Regions from separate parts of the Homo sapiens genome. Here region 2 is linked to region 1. A link is a contact called in ENCODE Hi-C or POLR2A ChIA-PET data. All regions are on one chromosome and are shown on one strand. The core of a region is the stretch at or near the end of the contact, and the rest is flanking DNA. Distances in the headings are between cores, read along the strand shown. Region 1 overlaps CRYZL2P-SEC16B (CRYZL2P-SEC16B readthrough). Region 2 overlaps RASAL2 (RAS protein activator like 2).

Region 1 (3,636 bases), core at 701-3,200:
AACAAACAAACAAAACCTAATGCCAAAGGATCAGAGAGAAGAAGAGTGTGGATTTCTTAGCAGCCCTCTGCCTGATTTTTGTTCCCAGTCTACCCCTAGATCCTGCACATGTGGACAAGTGACTGATTTTTGTTGTTGAAATTTATTTAAAGGGATGTAAGTATAGCTTAGCATGTATATAGTACATGTACATTTTATACAGATATATATCATGAAAGATAGAGTGATTGCAAATAGTTACCGTGTTTTGTTTTCAGGGTGTTTGATTGTATCTCGACAGTTAGAACCATTTCCTTCTGTTTATATTTGCTGAAATACTGGTTGGGGGGAAGATGTCATACACAATTGAGTTATTCCCCTGGCAGCTCAAGTAGGAAACATCATCATTAATTCAGAAATTTCAGAGGTGAAAAAGGAAAGGGCAGACAGCACCAGTTCATCCAGTTGAGCCAAGTACTGTCTGAATAAACACAGTTCATGTCCTTGAGGGCCCTACAGGCCAGCAGAAGAGACTTGAAAACAGATAAATAAATAGGATGAACATTGTCACTGGGGTGCTATAGGAGGTCCCAGTGATTAGGGTCAAAAGTACCTGTGTACCTGTGATTCTCTGTGCTTTTGCACATTCTTGAAATTTTCATTTGTGTCATGGTAAGATTGAGACTGCTATAGCTTCCCAGGTTGTGATGGTGAAATCTTATGTTTACTTTCCTGTGCTTTGAGTATAACACCTTACCTCTCTACCTGCATATGGAGAGGAGGAGGGGCACCTAAATCCTCAGCTCCGAAAGCTGTTGGAATAGCCTGTCGATCAGTGTTTTCTCATCTCCATGGTGTTGTGTTTTACAGATAACCTAATCTTTAAACAATATGTTTTTAGGAATGGACTTTTCTGGGACAGTATTGGAGACAGGCACAGATGTCAGGACAGTTAAAGAGGTAAATTAATTGAAGTCTAGGGAATCAATGTATATGTAGCTATGAAAAATATGCTAACTTCATTTGTAGCCAAAGGGTCTTGCTTCTACTGGCTTTTGCCTGCAGACACCAAAGGGAAACCTAACTAGAAAGGTAAGAAACAAAATTCTTTCTGGGGAAAGGAAGTAATTGGAAGTTCCTGGCTTCATTAAACTTTTCATTATGAATAAAAGGCGGCACCTCAGTCTTTAACCAAGAGGACAGAGAATTTGATTCTCTTGTGAAATTAAGAGTGGGCTTCTAATTCAAATCAACCTTTCCCTTACTCTCTCTCTTCGTCTCAAATGTGCTCACTCAAATTGGCTTCACAGCCTGGTGGTGGTATTGAGAGAGTTATTATTTTATTTACTAAACAGTAACTCTGAATAATTAAGACCAACCTGTGTCTTATGGAGTCAGAGATGTGCATTTTTTTTTCTTTTTTGATTAATTCAGGAAAAGGAATGCAAGGTCATACATTTGCACATATCCTTAATGGTATGTTTCCTTTAGGGAGATAGAGTTATTGGCACAAGAAACTTTAATTGTATGGCTGAAGAATGCGTCACTGACCAGAAGGTATCTGTACCACTCAAGATTAATGGTTGAAGATGTTTTTTCTCCTTTGTTTTTCTTTAATTTCCACCTATCCCTCATTCCTGTCTTCCCCTCTCCCTCTTTTTCTTTGTATTTATTTGGTCATGTCTTGTTTCTCAGCTAAGCACTTCATTTTTTCAAATGTTAAACTCCTTCTCTTCATTAATGTGACAACACTTTGCACAGAGCTTTGTTTGCATTGAGTGTTTTAATGAAGAACAACATTTTGTTTTCTGAGTCCTTGAGCTGGCTGTTCATTTGGACTAGGTAGTTTTAGTAGAAAAGCTGGTTTTGGGCATTGAGCTGGATGTAATGGGCTTCTCCCAGACACAAAGCTTATGAAAGAGATAGCCCTGGGAATGGAGCCAGCCAGGGTAGTCTAGCATGGTTGTGCAGGGTGTGAATGGTGCCCCCTGGTGGTGGACAGTACACAATTGTCCCCACCAGCTTTACTGAGGTAAAACTGACATACCAGACCATTCACCCATCACAGTACAGTGATCTGTGTTCCATTCTCTACCTGTTGGCTCCTTTCTGAGCCAGATGCTAGCCTTGGGGTTTTGAAGTCTGATGCATTCAAGTTCTGAAATCTGCTACAGCTTGCTTAGTTTTGACTTCCACTGGGCTTGGTTATGGGCAAGTGATTCCCTTTACAAATCAGTCACTGAATCAAATCCTAATATTTACTGAGCAGCCTTTACGACTTAGGTACATACACTCAATCTGTAAGTCACTGTTATCTCTTTTTTAGGACCTGTGGCAGATTCCAGAAAAGGTCTCCCTATAAGAAGCTGCTGTCCTCCCTATAACTTATGGCACTGCGATTTTTGCTCTTGAGCATTGGGCCCGTACCCAGCCTGGGTAAGGACTGTGTAGATGACAGAAGGCTAGAAAGTACCCTTCTCTTGATATCAGAAGTGTCCGACAAGGCCATGCCCCACCTCTTCCCTTCCCTTCCCTTCCTTTTGGCTGAGGAAAGGCCAAAGGGAGGTAGCCACTTGAGATTGGGGTTTTTTGACTGTGAGGACATCCTTCTGTCTGAGAGGAGATGATAGGCTGTGAACTTGGCCATTGTGAATTGGAGAAATACCTCTCTCAAATGTGACCGCCCTGGAGATCTCATAAAAGTATTAAAGTGTAGATAGTTGGTTTATTTAAACCCATTTCACTCTGAGTTTATTAGAGGCCTATGGTATTTGTTTCTGTGAGGCCTTGTTGAGTGTGTCAGATGGGACATTTCAGGAGAAAAGGTGCTGAAGTTTGACTCTTTACCTGGAGCATACGTACTACTTCTTGATCTTTTCAGAGAGGTGAGACTCAGAATTGCTTCAGAGAGGTGGGTTTAGTTGAGCAGTGGCCATTACATGCTCATCACCTTGTAACATTGGGCAGTATCTAATATGAGAAGGATTTTAAGATAGAATTTCTGAAGAATAAATTGGAGTGGTAGCTCAAAGGAAGGGTTGCCACTGATATGAGGGAGAGGCTACCTAGAGAGATTCAGGAATATTTTTCCTGGGAGGTCTTCAAAACTGAACCCAATTAGCACTAATCTAGAAGTCACATCCGTAAGCTTACAGGGTGGAGAACAGATGTATATGAAGGTTTGAATGAAACGACCTCTAACATTCTTGCTTTAAAATGTTCTGTTTCTAAAATATTTGTGAAATCATATTACTGGTTGACTTCTGAAGGTTTCTGAAGTAGCATTCATCTTTCTTTGGCACAGAGTTGTTTTAGTGACGGCAGCAGCTGGAGCCACAGGCCTTGCAGTGATGTAGCAACAAATGTTCTTCAGGCCAAGGTTATTTGTATGTTAGAGTCACCACTTACAAAAATCATAACTCCAGTTTTCAAACATATATTTATTCAAACAATATATTCATTCATTGATTAAAAATCATGTGCAAGGCACTGGGGATATAAAGTAACCCAGAGCAGGGTCTTGCCATCTATTCGCTTACAGACTAGGGAGGGGGCCTAGAAGCAAATCACTCATCCTTCCAGCTACTAGACCCTGGCAAGGTCTGACCCACTTCATGCCTTCTGCACATGCTATTTTCTCTACCTGTAATTCTCAGA
Region 2 (3,636 bases), core at 479-2,978, 230 kb before region 1:
TATTTCTCCCATAAGAAAAGTAAGAGTACCTAAATATACCAGAAGGAAGGTAATACTAACTCAGAGCACAATGGCACACGCTGACCTCTGCTAGAATTCCTATGGAGTTGTTTAACACAACTCAATACAGATTTTCAGCAGACACAAATTATTTTCAAAGATCTTTGAGGCCCAGCATGGTGGCATATGGCCTGTAATCCCAACTATTCAGGAGGCTGATGGGGGAGGATCGCTTGAGTCCAGGAATTCAAATCCAGCCTAGGCAAAATAGTGAGACCCTGTCTCAATTTTTTTTTTTAAACGATTTTAGAGAAGAAGTTACCAAACCACAAACGTTTGGCAAAGGGAGGCTCAGAGTCAAACTGAAACCCTGGCAAGACCCATGTCCTCAACTTAGGTTATTTGATTCAATAAGTTAACACACCAGAAAGAGTTGAGAGCAATTTCTGGAACACAGAAAAGTACTCAGTAAATGTTAACTCTGATTATTATCATTCTTGAGAAGCATGAAGGTCAAGTGGTTAAGAGCACAGACTTTGGAGTCAGACTGCCTGAAAAGGAATTCCCATCCTATCACTTGCCAGCCATGTGACTCTAGTCAAGATACTTAACTTCTTAGAGCTCCAGTTTTCTCATCTTTAAAATGGAATAATGTGGTTTCTACTATGTAGGAATGTGGTGAAGATTAAGTGAGAAATATCAAGCATTACAAACAGTGCTTGGCATACTGTAAAGCCCTCAATAAATAATAGCACTTGTTATTATTTTAACTTCACACATCTGAAACAATGGGTTCATTTGTTACTCCTATTGAAAATGTTCAGATGGTAAAAATATTGTAATAAAATCTGATAGAAAAAACTGATTTAAACTGTGAATGGTCTTCAGGATTATATGATGAATGTAAATAAACCTTTCCTTGGAAATATTCTGAGGAAAAAAAGTACTGCACAGATTTGCTCTAACAAAAACATATTTCCATCTGATACCATCAGACAGACTCTAGTTATATTGCTGTGCCAAAAATCTACATATTATTCTTAATACAAACTTTACAAAGGAAAAGACAACAAATCCAGAGCCTTTTGGCTAGAGAAGCAGTTACAAGCAGAAATGAAATATAAGGGCCAAAACACTTTCTGTTATTTAGGTCTATTTGTTCAGCTTAATGTACACCATTTAGGTCAGTCTACCAATTCCCTCTCAGATTTAAAAAAAAAAAAAAAAATGAGTGGGGGGCAGGGGGGATGAGAAGAGAGAAAAAAATCTTTTTAATAGCACTGTTTTACTCTAACCAGTTATCAAATACTCCCAGCTCTAAAAGTCTCTTACCACTCACAGTTGATGGCTAAACTTGAGAGGAGTAATTGATCTTCTTCATCTATTTCTCTACAGGTTTCAATTGGTACAAAAATGTGTATATACTTCTCAAATGCAATCACAAGAATATAAAACAATGACAAATTTGATGGGTGACATCTTTTGCTATTTTTAAAAAAGCTGAATCCAAACTCGTAAGATTTAAAGAAGGAAAAGTAAGGTTGTCACTCTTTCTTAAAATTAAAGCCTGAGAAAACACACACACAAATTAAGCCTTAAATCCTATGGGCATTCAGTTGCTTTTCCAAAACTATCTGAACTCCTCTGTAGGTCCACAAACAAGACGTTCATTGTGTGGATCTGTAAATTGTATGACGTCACTGAAACACAAGCACCAATTGGTATTATAAACAGTTTGTGTTTCCAAGGATACTGGGAACTTTAAATACCCTGCATTTATACAAAGCCCAAGAGCACGACCTTCCTAACAATACAAGGAGCCTGCCCACTTTCTCTTTTTAGTCACTGTTTTCAGCAGAGAAAGGATACTGATTTTGCTAATAATTCCTCCAAATAATATACTTGGAATATTCCTCAATCATTCAATTATTCGTCTTTATATTCTTAATATAATGACACCAAAAAAAGAGGATTAAGAATTTAAATAGCCCTAGCAGGCCCCTAATAGAGAGACTCTCAAAAGGCTAGCTAGGCTGGAGTCCTTTAAGAAAACTTCATGATATAGATTTTTTGTAATGCAAAGCACATCAACACTTTTTTTTTTTTTTTTGAGACAGTCTCACTCTGTCACCCAGGCTGGAGTACAGTGGTGCAATCTCAACTCACTGCAACCTCCACCTCCCAGGTTCAAGCAATTCTCTGCCTCAGCCTCCTGAGTAGCTGGGATGACAGGCGCCCACCACCACACCAGGCTACTTTTTTTGTATTTTTAGTAGAGACGGGGTTTCACCATCTTGGCCAGGCTGGTCTTTAACTCCTGATCTCGTGATCCACCAGCCTCCCAAAATGCTGGGATTACACGCGTTGAGTCACCACGCCCATCCAACACTTCTAATTAATCCTTACAGTTATGTTCCTCTGTGTTATGAAGTACTCTTTTAGTAACACAGAGCACTTATGTGCATTTCCTGGAAAAGTTACTTTTCTTTACTTACTATTCACCTTGAACTCACATATAAAAATTCAGTATATAAACTTGTTTGTGTTAGCTGGAGTAACTACTGCAACATAAAAACACAGGTGGAATATGGGGTGATTATATTATTGTTAAAAGTCAAAAAGGTTGTATGTCTTTATAAAGGTATACAAAAAAAGATATGTAGAGCTAAGTTGTTATAAACGTCTGTAGCTAAGCTCTTCTCTAATACCTATCCAGAGGTAGGCCTAAATATTTATATTATGCTCACATCAAATTTATTTGTTTTCCATGAGTTACAAACATGAGGGTTTGGACAATTCCAGAGTTCTTATTTTTCTACTTAGGAGATAAATATTTTAATCAAGTATTTCTCAAAATACAGATTGGAAACTGGCAAGGAAAAAAGGGAGAATTCACAGAGACTAAAATTAGAGAGTTCCAAAGAGCTGTTTAATAATGATGGCAGCAGCAAGGAGCTCGGAGCTGTATGAATAGAATGACCTCCACACCTTCTGGCTCTTCTCCTTACTGCATCTCACATTCAGACTGTTCTAACGCCAAGATTATAGAACAACAACAATTTCTATTTAGCATTCACAGTTCATCAATTTATTAAACACTGAATATCAGTCTAAGTACAATAACAAGAACAAACTGCCAAATTTGGGAACAAATCACTGATTTATGATAAGCTTACAACTGATGGGTGCAGAAGTAAGTGGGCATGTTGAAGAGCAGTCCTCTCCAACATGTTCAATGCACCATTAGCATCAGTCAGTAGGTTTCACAGAAGGAGTGGAGAAATTTGGGGGAATTAATCATGTCAGTTAATCCAGCAAGTCCTTTATAAAATACTCTTGATATTTTAGTGAAGTTAGTTATTTAGGATATAGAGTTTGACTTAAGGAAATAAAATAATGGGAAATATTTTACCTGTAAGTGAATTTGTTTTTTCTTATTTGGAAGACTTTTTAAAAACTTTGTATGAACGATTCACCTAATAGTGTTAATGAGAACTCTACAATTCTTAACAAAAGTCAAGACTGTAGGGAAAAATAAAACTAGAAACACACATTAGATAAAAGGTGCCAGACTTTCTTGAATCTTCCAGTTTGCTAAAATTATTATCATATATATATATATATATATATATATAT

Evidence for each region. A loop is a pair of places that touch in the nucleus more often than their neighbours do. ChIA-PET counts read pairs that join two places held with the same protein, here RNA polymerase II (POLR2A). Pooled maps may share reads with other maps.
Region 2: a loop to region 1 is called in a pooled map, with 4 times the contacts of the local background. The contact joins two enhancer-like sites. A Hi-C loop is called at or near these places in 9 of 168 maps with a recorded cell type or tissue (HAP-1, heart left ventricle, left lung and 5 more), 1 of 37 single-sample maps with no recorded cell type and 1 of 50 pooled maps. POLR2A ChIA-PET finds 5 or more read pairs at or near these places in 6 of 52 experiments (AG04449, BJ, MCF 10A and 3 more).

What each region holds. Positions count from the first base shown.
Region 1 is chr1:178,030,330-178,033,965 of GRCh38, reverse strand. It overlaps CRYZL2P-SEC16B (CRYZL2P-SEC16B readthrough), which reads left to right. Exons shown (of 32, transcript NM_001356506.2): 4 at 881-939; 5 at 1,471-1,536; 6 at 2,306-2,415. It also overlaps the pseudogene CRYZL2P. Among named protein-coding and RNA genes, the nearest start is that of CRYZL2P-SEC16B, 5.8 kb to the left of the region's middle. Within about 2 kb of position 1,950, at least 6 of the 41 ENCODE cell types and tissues checked have a DNase peak (open chromatin) inside an H3K27ac peak, as active enhancers do.
Region 2 is chr1:178,260,388-178,264,023 of GRCh38, reverse strand. All of the region lies in intron 1 of RASAL2 (RAS protein activator like 2), which reads right to left. Among named protein-coding and RNA genes, the nearest start is that of RASAL2, 170 kb to the right of the region's middle. Within about 2 kb of position 1,728, at least 2 of the 41 ENCODE cell types and tissues checked have a DNase peak (open chromatin) inside an H3K27ac peak, as active enhancers do.